Regions from separate parts of the Homo sapiens genome. Here region 2 is linked to region 1. Evidence: read pairs that join two places in POLR2A ChIA-PET (ENCODE). Cell type or tissue: PC-9. All regions are shown on one strand. Each heading gives the region's core, and the rest is flanking DNA. Links, peaks and the distances in the headings are about the cores only.

Evidence for each region. Peaks named below come from ENCODE experiments on the same cell type or tissue, not always from the same donor. Only the 100,000 strongest peaks of a DNase experiment are listed, where the experiment ranks them.
Region 2: POLR2A ChIA-PET joins it to region 1 with 35 read pairs; 3 of 35 experiments call an interaction of 5 or more read pairs at or near these places.

The regions. Positions count from the first base shown.
Region 1 is chr5:171,219,487-171,222,403 of GRCh38, forward strand. It overlaps RANBP17 (RAN binding protein 17), which reads left to right. Exons shown (of 28, transcript NM_022897.5): 22 at 2,272-2,354. Among named protein-coding and RNA genes, the nearest start is that of TLX3, 88 kb to the right of the region's middle. In PC-9, for the core only: no CTCF peak of the experiment used is centred there; no DNase peak of the experiment used is centred there.
Region 2 is chr5:171,294,816-171,297,732 of GRCh38, forward strand. It overlaps RANBP17 (RAN binding protein 17), which reads left to right. Exons shown (of 28, transcript NM_022897.5): 27 at 1,072-1,199. Among named protein-coding and RNA genes, the nearest start is that of TLX3, 13 kb to the right of the region's middle. In PC-9, for the core only: no CTCF peak of the experiment used is centred there; DNase peaks (open chromatin) are centred at 646 and 1,196; H3K27ac peaks cover 1,420 bases.

The DNA.
Region 1 (2,917 bases), core at 158-2,657:
TCCAACTTGGTTCCATTCTCCTCATCACTTTCAGGTACAGCAGTCAATGGCAGGTTTGGTCTTTTCACATAGTCCCATTTTTCTTGGAGGCTTTGTTCTTTCCTTTTCATTCTTTTTTCTCCAATCTTGTCTTCATACTTTATTTCATTAAGTTGATCTTCAGTCTCTGATATCCTTTCTTCTGCTTGATCGATTTGGCTATTGATACTTGTGTATGCTTCACAAAGTTCTCATGCTGTGTTTTTCAGCTCCATCAGGTCATTTATGTTCTTCTCTAAACAGATTATTCTAGTTAGCAGCTCCTCTAACCTTTTATCAGTGTTCATAGCTTCCTTGCATTGGGTTAGAACATGCTCCTTTAGCTTGGAGGAGTTTGTTATTACCCACCTTCTGAAGCCTACTTCTGTCAATTCATCAAACTCATTCTCCGTCCAGTTTTGTGCCCTTGCTGGAGAGGAGCTGTGATCATTTGGAGGAGAAGAGGCATTCTGGTTTTTGGAATTTTCAGTGTTTTTTGTGCTGGTTTTTCCTCATCTTCGTGTATTTATCTACCTTCAATCTTTGAGGCTGATGACCTTTAAATGGAGTTTTTGTATGGGGGTCCTTTATGTTGATGTTGATGTTGTTGCTTTCTGTTTGTTAGTTTTTCTTCTAACAGGCCCTTCTGCAGGTCTGCTGCAGTTTGCTGGAGGTCCACTCCAGATCCTGTTTGCCTGGGTATCACCAGTGGAGGCTGCAGAACAGCAAATGTTGCTGCCTAATCTTTCCTCTGGGAAGCTTTGTCTCAGAGGGGCACCCGGCCTTATGAGGTGTCAGTCACCCCCCTACTGGGAGGTGCCTCCCGGTTAGGCTACTCGGGAGTCAGAGACCCACCCGCCTTCTGCATTGGTCTCGCTGGGAGCTGCAGACCGTAGCTGTTCCTATTTGGCCATCTTGGTCCCTCCCCAGATGATTCTTTTTTTTTTTTTTTTTTTTTTTTTGAGACAGAGTCTCACCTTGTTGCCCAGGCTGGAGCGCAGTGGCCCTATCTCGACTCATTGCAACCTCCACCTCCCAGGTTCAAGTGATTCTCCTGCCTCAGCCTCCTGAATAACTGGGATACAGGCACATGCCACCACACCTGGCTAATTTTTGTGTTTTCAGGAGAGACAGGGTTTCGCCATATTGGCCAGGCTGGTCTTGAACTCCTGACCTCAGGTGATCCACCCATCTCGGCTTCCCAAAGTGCTGGGATTACAAACATGAGCCACCGCGCCTGGTCCAAATGATTCTTATCTAGCACAATTGTCCTAAGAATTACCTTGTGAAATTTTGTTATTTTGGAAAATGTTATCTTTTCTATATTTCTCTAGAATTTAATGCAAATTATGTATATGCATTTCTTTAATCAGAACTTGTATGCCAGCAATCATGTTCATAATAATATTTCTAATAGGTAATCATTGTACTTAATACTAAAGCATTTTTAAAAAGCATGGAAAAGCAAAAATTTGTTTTATTCTTGGTAAACAGGTCTTTAGCAATGTCTTGCTTTTTGGTAGTTTTTGTTTTGCTAATCCTTTTTTCAAAATGCCACTTCTTCTTAAAAGCCAAAGCAATTGTTTAAAAATCAAATATGTCAGGAGGTCATGTTAGTTCTTTACCCTGTTCACACTTGCCCAACCCCAGTAGGAACCAGGAAAGTAGAATTGCTACTCATAGGTGAACTTATGAGATTTGTTTCTCTTTACTGAAGTTGTATGCAGTGGAAACTGTAATGTGTTTGAAATATGCCTGAAGTGTCAGGTAATTCTTTACACATATGTGCAGTATTTTAAAAGTACCAGATTTCCTACTCATCACTTTAGAATTTGTTTTAAAAATGTGTATCAGGCACTGTAGGAAATCTCAAATGGAAATATATATCATTATCCAAGTATTTGTCTAAACTTAGACACCTGGGGTGTTTTATTATTATCCATCATCCAGTTGGCATGAAAGAAGGGGCAAGAAATCTGTGATAAAGAATGTCAGGATATTGTTTTGACAGATAAAAAATGAACTCTTTGAATTAGCAAATAAATGAAAATAATTCTTCTTAATTGTCCTACTATCTTTAGAGTGAAGAAATTAGCATACGTATTTTATCAACAGTTGTTTATAAAATGGAGTGGAACTTTAAGAGACAATTGTACTGCTGCTACTTCTTATAAATGAAAATCCTAGGCATTTTAAATCTGTGTTTGGTTTCTTTATCTTCACATATAGGCAATTTTTTTCTATATTTCTTAGATCCCAGCGTTTGAATTTTGATGTATCATCTCCTAATGGAATTCTTCTCTTCAGAGAAGCTAGTAAAATGGTTTGCACTTATGGTGAGTGTCCTTTTCCATATGTGCCTCTGCAATATAGTTTTATCTCTTTAGAGGAAAGAAAGATGTTAGTTATTTTGTTCTTTTGAACTTTCATATCTTTATGAATTTGTGAAGTCGGTAATACAAGTGCAAAAAGCCAGTTAGCTATCATATTGGCATCAGGAGAAGTAAGCAGCATGCCTTTGACTAAATCATGCCTGACCAACTTGATGAATTTCTTTTGGATAAAATTGCAGTGTCAGTAGATGAGGGAATACACTAGGTAGAATATTGAAAAGTTACAGCATATTCAAAATTGCTCAAAGTTACATCAGGGAGTTTGCTATGTTGAACCAAGGAATGCTTAAAGCAGAATGTCACTGAATTGTGGGAAAATATCCTTGTAAAGAGCAGTAAATATTTCATTATGAAGAACTTTTGGGTACTGCGCCTCTAGAAGCAGAGTTCTACAGGAAAGATTGTCCTATTCAATTAAAGTCCAAAATAGTATTTGGTTAGCAGTTTGGGCCTTAAAACTATAATAAACTCTAATAATTGCCAATTCTGACACTGTCATCAATGAA
Region 2 (2,917 bases), core at 122-2,621, 75 kb after region 1:
AATAAGGGCAAATTCAGTGTTTAGAAAAAGCTTATGACATCACAATATTATACTTTACTGATGGAGGCAATATTTCACAGTTTAGGATGAAAAACTAATAATTTTCTATTTGGTGTGAGTCACTGCATCATTATAAAAGGGAAAAATAAGTAGTTTTGTGCATTCCCAATCTTGTTCAGTAAGACATTGTGGTTTAAGTATAATGCCTCTGATATATAGTATTTAAGTATTAGTCTGACTACATATTAATTATGTGTGTTTTTTGATGTAAGCTGTTTTAATGTATGATGGAAATTAAATATCATGCTTTTGGGGCTGGGAAGAATAAATGCATGACTGGCAAAATGTTGTCTTTGTGCTGAAATTAGGCTGTTTCCAATGATTAGGAGCTGTGTTTAGTATCAGAACTTGTGTGTGTATAAAAGCCCACAGTCCTCAGCAGAGAAGAAAAGGCTGTGCAGGTGTTTGTGAGCAGGCCTGACAGACATTTTCCTTAGTGCCACAAAGCTCTCCCCAAACTAAAGCACGCCCCTCTAGTACCCCACCTCAGAGGAGTAAACCCATTCTAACCCCCAAGGACAGAGACTTGGAAAAAAGCCCAAAGTCATTTAAGGAGTGACTCACTGAAGCCAGGAAAGATGATAAGGCCTGAGGAAAGACCCTTGGCCTTGCCTTCAGTCACTTAAAATGCTCCCTGGGCATTTTTAGTTATTTTCTTCAGTCTGGGGGCCCCTCCCATTTCAGTCTTTCTGTGGTTAGTAGAGATGAGAGTCAGGAAAAGCATGCATTCAGTCCCCCACAGAGGAGGCAAGGACTTCATCAGCCTAAGCAGTGACACTAGAACAATTACAGCAAGACATTTTATGGAAGGCATCATAGAATTGATAACTAGGAGTGTCTCTATGGCATGGATTTTCTCTAAGGGCTTAAAGTTCAAAGTGGACCTAGACAAAAACTCCTCTGAGCATTAGTGAGCCCTGAGTAGATGAGAGCTGCTCTATCCATCCCCTGCCAGCTGTCTTCAGGCGGGACTTGGAGTCGGAGCTCTGACACTATTCTGTCTCCCATCAGTATTTCAGTGAACTGAGAGCAAGTTTGATAAACAGCCAGCCCCTCCCCAAGCAGGAGGTCCTTGCCCAGTGCTTCAGAAACCTAATGGAAGGAGTGGAGCAGAACCTGTCCGTCAAGAACAGAGACAGGTGAGCATTGCCCAGTAGTGTGTCACTGGGGGAAGTAGACATTCCAGGTTTGTTGAAAATAACTCTCTCGTGCTTGACACAGCTCACACATGGATGTCCCTTTTCTGTTACACCTTGTGATCCTAGACTCAGTTCCATTCCATTCAGTAAATATTGTTGGTTATTTGCTTTCCTCCAGGCGTCATACTAGGCATTATACAGGGATGCAGAGATTAATAAAATGTAGTCTCTGCCCTTAAGCAGTTTACAATTCAACAGGAGAGATATGAAAAAATAACTGTAATTGAAAGATCAAAAGAAGGAAAGTGCAAATCCACTATGGAAAATGAAGAAAGACTTCTTGGCATTTGAACAAACATAGGCCTTGAGGTCAGACAGACCCGAGATACAGCTGAGTTAGGATCCTGACTATAGCTAACAATAATGTATTGTATATTTCAAAATAGCTAAAAGAGAGGATTTGAAATGTCCCCAGCATATAGAAATGATAAATACTCCAGGTGATGGATACCCTAAATCCTCTGACTTGATCATTACACATTCTGTGCATATAACAAAATATTGCATGTACCCCATAATGATGTAAAAATATTATGTATCAATTAAAAAACAAATTGGCTGGGCACAGTGGCTCACGCCTGTAATCTCAGCACTTTGGGAAGCCGAGGTGGGTGGATCACCTGAGGTCAGGAGTTTGAGACCAGCCTGGCCAACAGGGTGAAACCCTGTCTCTACTAAAAACACAAAAATTAGCTGGGCATGGTGGCACGTGCCTGTAGTCCCAGCTACTCAGGAGGCTGAGCTAGGAGAATCACTTGAACCTGGGAGGCAGAAATTGCAGTGAGCTGAGATCACACCACTGCACTCCAGCCTGGGCAACAGAGTGAGACTCTGTCTCAAAAATAATAAAATTAAATTAAAATTAAAAGTTTTTAAAGATATTTTATATCTGGCCTTTTTAGGTTGTGTGGCAGTAGGCAGTTAACTTCTCTACTCCTCAGGTTCTTTACCAGTAAAATGGAGATGATGATAATCAGTTGTGATGTTTAAATGACAGAACGCAGTGAAACATGGCACCTGGGACCTATGACCTACAGTATTAGTTTCTCCCTCTGCCTGTTCTTTAAGAATGGCTGGTATCTCAGTTGCCAATGAGATCTAAATGAAAGGAGATAGGTTCAGGCTTATCAGCTAGGTCTGACTTCATTCATTCATTCATTTAGTTCACAAAACTTTATTCAGAATCTACTGTGTAGGCATTGGGGTTACCAGTGGTAAACCAATTATTTAAGGTTCCTCCCCCTCATGGATCTTACATTCTAGTAGAAAAGACAGACAGTAATGAATGATGGAGAAAAAGCATGTGTTCAGGGGGCGAAAAAAAAGGCCTGCACCATCCTTTTATAAATGTGGTAGCATTCAAATGCTGCTCCATTTGAAATGCAAATCATCAGTCATCCCAGTAGCCACAGTGTATTCTGGAGTTACCAGCCTGGGCTTTGGTAATACATGACCAAGTCAGTTGGGGTATGCAGACATATTCCCTTGACTGCTCACTTCAAGATCCTCTATCACGCAGAAAGGGACAACCTCAGAAGCCAGCAGATGAGAGTTGAATGGGGAAGCCCTAGGTGTCTCGGTGGAAATTACTTCACCTAAGGCTTGGAAATTTGTGTACTGCGTCCTGAGCTGCTCTGTGAAATGATGGCAGGTGGCCC